Linked DNA regions of Homo sapiens: region 1 is linked to region 2. A link is an interaction called in ENCODE POLR2A ChIA-PET data of the cell type or tissue named here. Cell type or tissue: HepG2. All regions are shown on one strand. Links, peaks and the distances in the headings refer to the core of each region. The heading gives the core; the rest is flanking DNA.

What was found. Peaks named below come from ENCODE experiments on the same cell type or tissue, not always from the same donor. Only the 100,000 strongest peaks of a DNase experiment are listed, where the experiment ranks them.
Region 1: POLR2A ChIA-PET joins it to region 2 with 6 read pairs; 5 of 35 experiments call an interaction of 5 or more read pairs at or near these places.

What each region holds. Positions count from the first base shown.
Region 1 is chr19:16,118,085-16,122,303 of GRCh38, forward strand. It overlaps RAB8A (RAB8A, member RAS oncogene family), which reads left to right. Exons shown (of 8, transcript NM_005370.5): 2 at 142-202; 3 at 3,666-3,726. It overlaps HSH2D-AS1 (HSH2D and RAB8A antisense RNA 1), which reads right to left. Exons shown (of 2, transcript NR_199156.1): 2 at 3,755-4,219. Among named protein-coding and RNA genes, the nearest start is that of RAB8A, 8.3 kb to the left of the region's middle. RefSeq lists enhancers at 730-819, 980-1,039, 1,520-1,569, 1,990-2,039. In HepG2, for the core only: no CTCF peak of the experiment used is centred there; no DNase peak of the experiment used is centred there.
Region 2 is chr19:15,840,231-15,846,939 of GRCh38, forward strand. No RefSeq gene overlaps it. Among named protein-coding and RNA genes, the nearest start is that of UCA1, 15 kb to the left of the region's middle. In HepG2, for the core only: no CTCF peak of the experiment used is centred there; a DNase peak (open chromatin) is centred at 3,781.

The DNA.
Region 1 (4,219 bases), core at 1,720-4,219, 280 kb after region 2:
CCGACATCCTGCATGCCCAGCACCAGGCAGGGTCTCCGTAAGCCACAACAGCTGTCACCTGCACAGGTTGGTGGCGCCCAGCTCAGACACAACTTGGGAAATGGGCTGACAGTGACGTGCCTTTTTTCTTTTTTCTTTCAGGAATTGACTTTAAAATTAGGACCATAGAGCTCGATGGCAAGAGAATTAAACTGCAGATATGGTAAGAGTCATTGTTCTCTGTCATTCTCTCCACCTGGCAATGGCTTCAAGCCAGAAGCCCTTGGCCTTCTCCCTCCACCGTCCCTGTGACCTTGGCCTCCATTTCTTGGTGCCCAGTCCTGGCACATGGGGCTTTCTCCAGAAGCTCCTGGAGGTTTATACCCAGCCCAGAGAGCTGTCCTCTGCTGGCTGCAGGGCACCAGGGCCTACAGCATCATAGGCACAAAGCTGCCCAGCCCTGGCTAGCTCAGTGTTCCACAGTGGGCACCATCTGGGTCTGGCCTTCAGAGTGGGCTGCTTCTGTTGAACGGGAAGAGAGCCCTCTCAGTGCCAGGTGCTGGTGACGCCTGCAGGGACTGTGAGATGCCCCAGCCGAGAGTTTCCTTTTGAGCCTCTCAACCCACTCAGAAGCATAAAGGTCCAACTTCACTTCCTCTTTTCTCCCCTGGGGCAGGCCTGGCCTCCCTTCCTAGCGTACAGACCGAAACCCCAAACCGAAATTAAGCGGAGGGCCGGGCCCCATGTTGAGACCTGTTTCCATTCCTGAGAACTAAGGGTGACTTCCCATGCACATACAATTAGGGAAGTGGGGAGACTCCAAGTCGCCATCGCTGGCCTGATTCTAGTTTGCTGAGACTGAGTTCAGGTGGCGGGTATAGTGGGGTCCTGCCCTGCACACATGCCACTCGCACAGAGTCACTGGCCCTGAGCAAAACAAAGAGAAGTCACATTTAAGAGCATGGTGCAATTTCCCTGTCACCCAAACCAGGCAAGTGCCTTTGAGTGGGAGCAGTGTGCCAGGAGATGGGCCACGAAGTCATCCTCCCTCAAGTCTCAAAGTTTGACCGGTCACCCCCACTTGCCAGTTTCAGGGAGCCCCACAGCTACCCTTGACTCCAGGTGCTATTCACCTCTTCTTTTTTTTTCTTCTTTTTTTGAGACGGAGTTTCGCTCTTGTCGCCTAGGCTGGAGTGCAATGGCGCGATCTTGTCTCACCGCAACCTCTGCCCCCCGGGTTCAAGTGATTCTCCTGCCTCAGCCTCCCAAGTAGCTGGTATTACAGGCATGCACCACCACGCCCAACTAATTTTGTATTTTTAGTAGAGACGGGGTTTCTCCATGTTGGTCAGGCTGGTCTCCAACTCCCGACCTCAGGTGACCCACCCACCTCGGCCTCCCAAAGTGCTGGGATTATAGGCGTGAGCCACCACGCCCGGCCCTACTGTTCACCTCTTAATCTGACTTTGGGAGTCGGGTAGGTTTAACTTGCAGTTCATCCTGCAGACATTGGTAGTAAGTCAAGCTCTGGCTGCCTTGTAAGTTCCAAGCCATGGAAGTTTCTCCACTTCCAGCACGTTGGTGCCATGTCACCCTTTGTTCCCAAGTCCAAAGTGACACTGCATCAGCAAGCAGAAGTTTCACTTTCCTCCTGCCTTCCTGCTTCTGCTCTTAGCAATCGTGGTGAGGTTAGTGACTCAAAACTCTTCTAAGGACTGTAGTTGAAAAAAAAATGACTGGTTTTTTTTTTTGTTTCTTTGTTTTTTTGAGACAGAGTTTTGCTCTTGTTGCCCAGGCTGGAGTGCAGTGGCACGATTTTGGCTCACTGCAACCTCCGCCTCCTGGGTTCAGGCAATTCTTCTGCCTCGGCCTCCCAAGTAGCTGGGATTACAGGTGCCTGCCACCACGCTCGGCTAATTTTGTATTTTTAGTAGAGACGGGGTTTCGCCATGTTGGCCAGGTTGGCTTCGAACCCCTGAATTCAGGTGATCCACCCGCCTCGGCCTCCCAAAGTGCTGGAATTACAGGCGTGAGCCACCGCACCTGGCAAAAATGACTGTTTTTAACCACTCATGTCTCCTGCTGCTGGTGTCAGAAAGTCAGCTTAGCTCCAAGCAAGGTGTTTCTGCACAATCCAGACGTATAGAGCCCTCCGGGTCCCAGCAGGGCCGTGGGAGGAACCCTGGGCTTGGAGACAAAAGACCTGAGTCTTGCCCTGGCTCTGTCACCAATCAGTTAGGTCACCTTTAATTTTTTTTTTTTTTTTTTTGACAAAGTCTCACTCTGTCACCCAGGCTGGAGTGCAGTGGCATGATCTCAGCTCACTGCAACCTCCACTTCCTTGGTTCAAGCAATTCTCGTGCTTCAGCTTCCCGAGTAGCTGGGATTACAGGCACCTGCCACCATGCCTGGCTAACTTTTGTATTTTTAGTAGACAGGGTTTCACCATGTTGGTCAGGCTGATCTCAAACTCCTGACCTCAGGTGATCTGCTGGCCTCAGCCTCCCAAAGTGCTGAGATTACGGGAGTGAGCCAACACGCCTGGCTTTTTTTTTTTTTTTTCCTGAGACAGAGTCTTACTCTGTCACCCATGCTGGAATATAGCGGCACGATCTCAGGTCACTGCAACCTCCACCTCCCAGGTTCAAGCGATTGTTGTGTCTCGGCCTCCTAAGTAGCTGGGACTACAGATCCACGCCATCATGCCCGCCTAATTTTTGTATTTTTAGTAGAGATGAGGTTTCATTGTGTTGGTCAGGCCGGTCTCGAACTCCTGGCCTCAGGTGATCCACCCGCCTCGGCCTCTTAAAGTGCTGGGATTACAGATGTAAGCCACTGCACCAGGCCAGTTAGGTTACCTTTTTTTTTTTTGAGACGGAGTCTTGCTCTGTCACCCAGGCTGGAGTACAGTGGTGCAATCTCGGCTCACTGCAGCCTCCACCTCCTGGGTTCCAGCAGTTCTCCTGCCTCAGCCTCCCAGGTAGCTGGGATTACAGGCACGTGCCACCATGCCTGGCTAATTTTTGTATTTTTTGTAGGGACGGGGTTTCACCAAGTTGGCCAGGCTGGTCTCAACCTCCTGACCTCAGGTGGTCCACCTGCCTCGGCCTCCCAAAGTGCTAGGATTACAGATGTGAGCCACTGCGCCCGGCCAGTTAGGTTACCTACCTTTAAACCAAACACTAAGTACCCTTCAAGCCAGGAGCTGGACTGGGCATGGGTATGTCTTACCCAGGCATCACCTCCCGGGCAATAGGCCCTGTGTTCCTTGTCATGCAGATGAGGAGGGACTTTCCCCATCATTCAAACCAAGATGGCAGGCCTGAAAGCTTTTCCTGAGTCCCAGCCACCCTCAACAGCAAGAGCTATGTTCCTGAGCCACATGACTGGCTCTTCTGTGAACCAGAAACTCCAGGGAGAATTCCCTGGAAGCAAAGGTGCAGAAGAGGAGAAGGCGCATGGGTCAGGGATCCCATCATGGCTCTGCCACATCAAATGACCCCTCCAGGCCACAGTGTCCTTCCCTGTAATAATAGGGAGATTAGAAGGTGCTGCCTTAGCAGAAGAAGGTATCACAGTGGCTGAACGGTGAGAAAGCCAGGCATCCCGGGTAGATGCTCCTTGTCTCCTACTGAGGACAGTTATTTTCCTTTAATGTTGCTAATATCCCTTCTCTTCATGTTTAGGGACACAGCCGGTCAGGAACGGTTTCGGACGATCACAACGGCCTACTACAGGGGTGCAATGGTAGGGACTTTTTGTTTGGTTGTTTTTATCTGCTTTTTAAGTCAACATGGGAGCGTCACTGTGCATTGGTTACCGAAGCCTAGATGTTTCTGTGGAGCCCGTGCCCCAACTCCTCAGGGCTCCTTGGTCCCAAGTTAGTCTTAGGAACAGGCTTTGTGCCCCGGCCTACCCCCATGTACATACCTCCCCTTCTGGCTGCAGAGACAATGCAAGGTTTAAATAAAGTGGAAACATAATTCTTTGGGAATGAAGAAAGACACAGGAAGCCGGTTCTTCCAGGTGAGCTCAGTGCAGTTAAAGCCGGCATGCCCCGACTTTTAGGAGCTGTCACATGACCTGCATCTGTCTCTGAAATTTGCTACCAAAAGCTTGAAGATCTTCCAGGAGCTGACCTGCCCTGGGCTGTCGGCCGTTATATCCGTCACCCAGGCCTGAGGCGGGATGACGTGATGGGAAGACTCAGTCATCATCCCTCAAAACATTTCTCAAGCAC
Region 2 (6,709 bases), core at 2,298-4,797:
CAGCAAGCTCTTTATGACCTGTATCTTGTGCCAACGTCCTATCTCATCCAATGACTTAGAATGCCTTAACCACCTGGGAATGCAGCCCAGTAGGTCTCAGCCTCATTTTACCCAGCTCCTATTCAAGAAGGAGTTGCTCTGGTTCACATGCCTCTGACAGACTCATTTTAAGATTCAGACCTGAATAAACTGTCAAATTCAAAAACTGTTGTTACTGGAAAGGTGTCTCCATCCAAACCCCAAGAGAGGGTGCTTGGACCTTGTGCAAGAAAGAATTCAGAGCAAGTCCATAAAGTGAAAGCAAGTTTATTAAGAAAGCAAAAGGATGGGCCGGGCCCAGTGGCTCACGCCTGTAAATCCCAGCACTTTGGGAGGCAGAGGCGGGCAGATCACAAGGTCAAGAGATCGAGACCAGCCTGGCCAACATGGTGAAACCCCATCTGTACTAAAAATACAAAAATTAGCTGGGCATGGTGGTGCACGCCTGTAATCCCAGCTACTCGGGAGGCTGAGGCTGGAGATCGCTTGAACCCGGGAGGTAGAGGTTTCAGTGAGCCAAGATCGTGCCACTGCACTCCAGCCTAGAGACAGAGCGACACTCTGTCTCAAAAAAAAAAAAAAAAGAAAGCAAAAGGATGAAACAGTGGCTACTCCATAGGCAGAGCAGCCCGAGAGCTGCTAGTTGGCTATTTTTATAGTTATTTCTTGATTATATGCTAACCAAGGGGTGGATTATTCATGAGTTTTCTGGGGAAATGGGTGGGCAATTCCCAGAATAAGTGTTCCTCCCCTTTTTAGACCATATAGGGTATCTTCCTGACGTTGCCATGGCATTTGTAATCTGTCATGGTGCTGGTGGGAGTGTCTTTTAGCATGCTAATGCATTATAATTAATGCATAATGAGCAGTGAGGCCAACCAGAGGTCACTTTGGTCACCATCTTGGTTTTAGTGGGTTTTGGCTGGCAGCTTTTTTTTTTTTTTTTTTTTTGAGATGGAGTCTTGCTCTGTCGCCCAGGCTGGAGTGCAGTGGCACCATCTCAGTTCACTGCAACCTCCACCTCCCGGGTTCAAGCGATTCTCCTGCCTCAGCCTCCTCAGTAGCTGAGACTACAGGCACGCGCCACCACGCCTAGCTAACTTCTGTATTTTTAGTAGCGATAGGGTTTGGCCATTTTGGCCAGTCTGATCTCAAACTCCTGACCTCAGGGATCTTACTGCCTCAGCCTCCCAAAGTGCTGGGATTACAGGCATGAGCCACCGCACCCGGCCAAAACAAGTATAACTAATTTATACATTCTATTACTTGATGTGTTTTTTACCCTCTGGATGCTGCTATCATTTTTCTTTCTTTCTTTCTTTCTTTTTCTTTTTTTTTTGTTTTTGAGACATAGGCTCGCTCTGTCACCCAGGCTGGAGTGCAGTGATGTTATCGTGGCTCACTGCAACCTCCGCCTCCCAAGTTCAAGTGATTCTCATGCCTCAGCCTCCCGAGTAGCTGGGATTACAGGCGCCCGCCACCACGCCTAGCTGATTTTTGTATTTTTAGTAGAGACGGGGTTTCACCATATTGGACAGGCTGGTATTGAACTCCTGACCTCAAGTGATCCACCCGCCTGGGCCTCCCAAAATGCTGGGATTACAGGCGTGAGACACCGTGCCTGGCCAGAGAAAAGTATTTTGTTGCTGCTTCTGGGTGCCCAGAGAAATGAGACATGGGGCTGGGTTCACAGGAAACGAGGTGAGTTGTGAGACAGGGGCTGGGGTGGGGACACTAAGGTGGCAGTTCAGCTGCATCTTGCGGCCCTACCTGGTGGGGGCGCTGTGACCCTGGACCAGCAGCTTGGCCTCTCTGGACCTCATTTTCCATTTTGTAAAGTGGGCCTGGATTATTCCAGTAAGAGACACACTATGTGTGAGGATGCTGGCCCAGAGTAGGTGCTTGGTTGGGGTGAACGCCCCTTCGTCTTTCCCCATTTCATTTTTCTCTTGAACTGTGCACATTATTCCTTCATTTGTCCCACAAATATTTGTTGAGCGCCTGCTATGTACGCAGCAGTGGGTGGCAAATAAGCAAAAAGTCCCTTTGAACCTCAGCCTTGTGGCTCCACTCAGCTTTTCTCCCAGGCAGGACCCTTGCATTTCTGAATCTCTCCACTGGGCTTCACCCAGGGATGATCAAAAAATATGAGTTCCAGAAGATACATTCCCCACACGAGCATCAGCCCTTCCTTTGCACCAGAACCTGTGCTCACAGCTGCAAAGAGGCGTGGATGAGACCCATCCCTCCCTCAAGAAACATCTTCTCCATCTACTTCCCTTCACTGCACCCTGCCCTTGAGTCAGGGACTATGATACGATTTTCCTCATTTATTCAATCTGATCCCAAATACATTTATCCGATCCCAAACACATGAAATCTGGCAGATGCTCATTTTTAAATTGACAAAGAAAATATGCACATGGGCCAAGGGCAGTGGTTCACACCTGTAATCCCAGCACTTTGGGAGGCCCAGGCAGGCAGATCACTTGAGGCCAGGAGTTCGAGATCAGCCTGGGCAACATGGCGAAACCCCATCTCTACTAAAAATACAAAAATTAGCCAGGCATGGTGGTGCACGCCTCCTAGCTACTTGGGAGGCTGAGGCACGAGAATCACTTGAATCCAGGAGGCTGAGGTTGCAATGAGCCAAGATCACGCCACTACACTCCAGCCTGGGTGACAGAGCGACACTCTGTTTCTAAATGAATGAATGAATAAATAAATAAAATATCCATGTGGCTAGCCAGTTAACCCAGTGCCATTTATCGAATATGTCAACTTAAAAAAGAGTATCTGCCAGATTTCATGTGTTTGGGATCAGATACATGAAATAAGTGTATTTTATTGGAAATAAAAATATATTTATTTATTTGTATATATTTATGCTGCACAACACATTTGGATATATGTATACATAGTGGAATGGCTCCATCAAGCCAGTTAATATATGCATTACCTCACACATTTATCATTTCGTTTGGTGGTGAGAATGCTTAAAATCTACTCTCAATAATTTTCAAATATACAATAGGTTGTTATAACTATAGTCACCATCATGTACACTAGATCTCTTGGTCCTCCTGCCTAACTGAAATTGTGTGTGCTTTGATCAACATCAAAAAGATGAACGATAACAAGTGTTGGCAAGAAAGTGAAGAGATCATGTTAAAACCCTCAACAAATAAGGCATTAAAGGAACATACCTGAAAATAATAAGAGCCGTCTATGGTCAACCCACAGCCAACATCATACTGAATGAGCAAAAGCTGGAAGTATTCCCTTTGAGAACCAGAATAAGACAAGGATACCCACTCTTATCACTCCTATTCGACATAGTACTAAAAGTCCTAGCCAGAGCAATCAGGCAAGAGAAAGAAATAAAAGACATCCAAATAGGAAGAGAGGAAGTCAAACTATCTCTGTTTGCAGATGATACGATTTTATACTTAGAAAACTCCATAGTCTCTGCCCAAAAGCTCCTCAATCTGATAAACAACTGGTAAAGTTTCAGAATAAAAACCAATGTGCAAAAACTCAATAGGATTTCTATAAACCAACAATGTCCAAGCTGAGTGCCAAATCAAAAACACCATCTCATTCACAATAGCCACACAAAAAAATAAAATACTGAGGAATACAGCTAACAGGGAAGGTGAAATATCTGCCTGTGGTCCCAGCTGCTTAGGAGGCTGAGGCAGGAAGATCACTTGAGCCTGGAAAGTCAAGGCTGCAGTGAGCTGTGATTGCGCCACCGCACTCCAGGCTGGGAATGGACTGAGAGCTTGTCTTTTTTTTTTTTTTTTTTTTTTTGAGCTAGAGTTTCGCTCTTGTTGCCAAGGCTGGAGTGCAATGGCGTGATCTCGGCTCACTGCAACCTCCACCTACCGAGTTCAAGTGATTTTCCTGCCTCAGCCTCTCGAGTAGCTGGGGTTACAGGCGCACACAACCACGCCTGGCTAGTTTTTTGTATTTTTAGTAGAAACGGAGTCTCACCATGTTGGCCAGGCTGGTCTCGAACTCCTGACCTCAGGTGATCCACCTGCCTCAGCCTCCCAAAGTGCCAGGATTACGCGTGAGCCACCCCACCCAGCCTCTAAATTAAAAAAAAAAAAAAAAAACAAGTTATAAAAGCTCCAGGCACAGTGGTTCACACCCATAATCCCAGCACTTTGGGAGGCCAAGATGGGAGGATCACTTGAGTTCAGGAGTTCAAGACCAGCCTGGGCAACATGGTAAGACCCCAACTTTACAAAAAATTTTTTTTCAATTAAAGAAAAACATCTTGCTAAAGAGGTCTCCTCTTCCTGAGATAAACGGCTGCTTGACAGTAAATAGAGGCAGGAAACCTCATGTTTGATCTGCTGCTTGATAACAAGAAGACATCAAAACCACCACAGTAGCTGCTTAAGATGATAAAAATGACCATCCTCAGTACATAAAGACTGTGCATGAAATAACTTATCTCCAGCTTAGAGGAAGTTCCGCCCCAGCTACCACACATTTAACAGATCTTCCCAGAACATCTGAGCTCATCACTGAGCCAGGAGCTGGGATGACTGCAGTGGCCAGGGCAGACATGATACCTGCTCTTGTGGACTTTACACTGGACGGAGAAGGTGGAGGATGAATTATTGGCTGAGTTTTAGAAAAGAGCATGAGGAGTGTGAGGAAGAGATGGCAGTGGCTATGGGGGATGAACAACCTCATCCTCAGAAATCAGGACACCTGGTTGGGACTTCGGGGAGGAGATGGCATTTCAGCCAAGACATTCTGCTCCAGGAGCAGAGGGAGAGGAAAGGGTGCACCAGGCAGAGGGAAGAGCATGTTCCAACGACCCGAGGTGGGAAGATGATTGCCCATCCAAGGAAAAGAAGAAAGACAATATGGGCCGGGTGTGATGGCTCATGCCTGTAATCCCAGCACTTTGGGAGGCCGAGATGGGTGGATCACTTGAGGTCAGGAGTTCAAGACCAGCCTGGCCAACATGATGAAATTCTGTCTCTATTAAAAATAGGAAAATTAGCCAGGCATGTTAATGCACACCTGTAATCCCAGCTACTCAGGAGGCTGAGGCAGGAGAATTGCTTGAACCCAGGGGGCAGAGGTTGCAGTGAGCTGAGATTGTGCCACTGCACTCCAGCCTGGGCGACAGAGTGAGACTCCATCTCAAGAAGGAGAAGAAGAAGGAGAAGGAGAAGGAGAAGGAGAGGAAGGGGAAGGGGAAGGGGAAGGGGAAGGAGAAGGAGAAGGAGAAGGAGAAAGAGAAGGAGAAAGAGAAGGAGAAGGAGAAGAAGAAGGAGAAGCAGAAGGAGAAGAAGAGGAAGAAGAGGGAGAAGGAAGAAGGAGGAGGATGAGAAGAAGAAGGAGAAGAAAGCCAATATGGGCCGGGCACAGTTGCTCACACCCGTAATCCCAGCACTTTGGGAGGCTGAGGTGGGTGGAACACTTGAGCCCAGGGGTTCGAGACCAGCCTGGCCAACATGGTGTAACTCCGTCTCCACTGAAAGTAGGACAATTAGCCCGGTGTGGTGATGCATGCCTGTAATCCCAGCTACTCAGGAGGCTGAGGCAGGAGAATCTCTTGAACCCAGGAGGCGGAGGTTACAGTGATCTGAGATCATCCAACCTAGGCAATAGAGCAAGACTCCATCTCAAAAAAGAAAAAAAGAAGAAGGAGAAGAGGAAGAAAGAAAGACAGACAAACAATATGACAGGGGCCTTGGGCAGCAAGGAGTGGGGAGTGGCTCATGGAGCCAAAATAGACAGTCAGGGGTCTGATTTCAAAGGGTCCCAACAGCCCCAAGATTACACTCATCTACACGGGTGATACTGTCTGTCCATGATAAACACAGAAGGAACAGTGGGTTCAAATGAGGTCAATCACACCTGGAAAATGAATTTCAAATAAACTCAGGAATAGCCATTCACATTTCAAAAGGATTTTGCAACTCACAAATCTCCATAGCATTGGAATGAGAGAGTCATTTGCTTGTTTTCTCAGCAAGTATTTATTGAGCACCTATTAGATGCTGGGTGGTGGGACACAATGATGAGCGAGTCCAAAGTGGTCCTGCCTCCTCAGGTGGCCAGTCTAGTGGAAGGAACAAGGGATATGTCTATTAAGTAACTTATATGACATAATGCAGTTAGCATTACAGTAGAAGTAGAAGCCTCGGCCCCTCTCAGAGCTCTGGAAACCTTCCCCTCCATCTACTCCAGCAGCATGGGAAGTTCACGGGGGCCACAGCTGGCACCAAGTGTTTTCCACGCTTTGCTTCTGAGGGCCAAGATGCCATGGTGCTTTCTGTAGCATTTAACTGTGTGGAGCTCTGGGACTCTTGTGTCTTGGGGGAAGAAAGGACCACTTTTTTTTTTTTTTTTTTTTTGACAGAATCTTGCTCTGTCTTGCCCAGGCTGGAGTTCAGCGAATGATCTCGGCTCACTGCAGCCTCCGCCTCCTAGGTGCAAGTGATTCTCCTACCTCAGCCTCTTGAGTAGCTGGGATTACAGGCGCCTGCCACCACACCCGACTAATTTTTGTATTTTTAGTAGAGATGGGGTTTCACCATGTTGGCCAGGCTGGTCTTGAACTCCTGACTTCAGGTGATCCACCCGCCTCGGCCTCCCAATGTGCTAGGATTACAGGCATGAGCCACTGCGCCCAGCT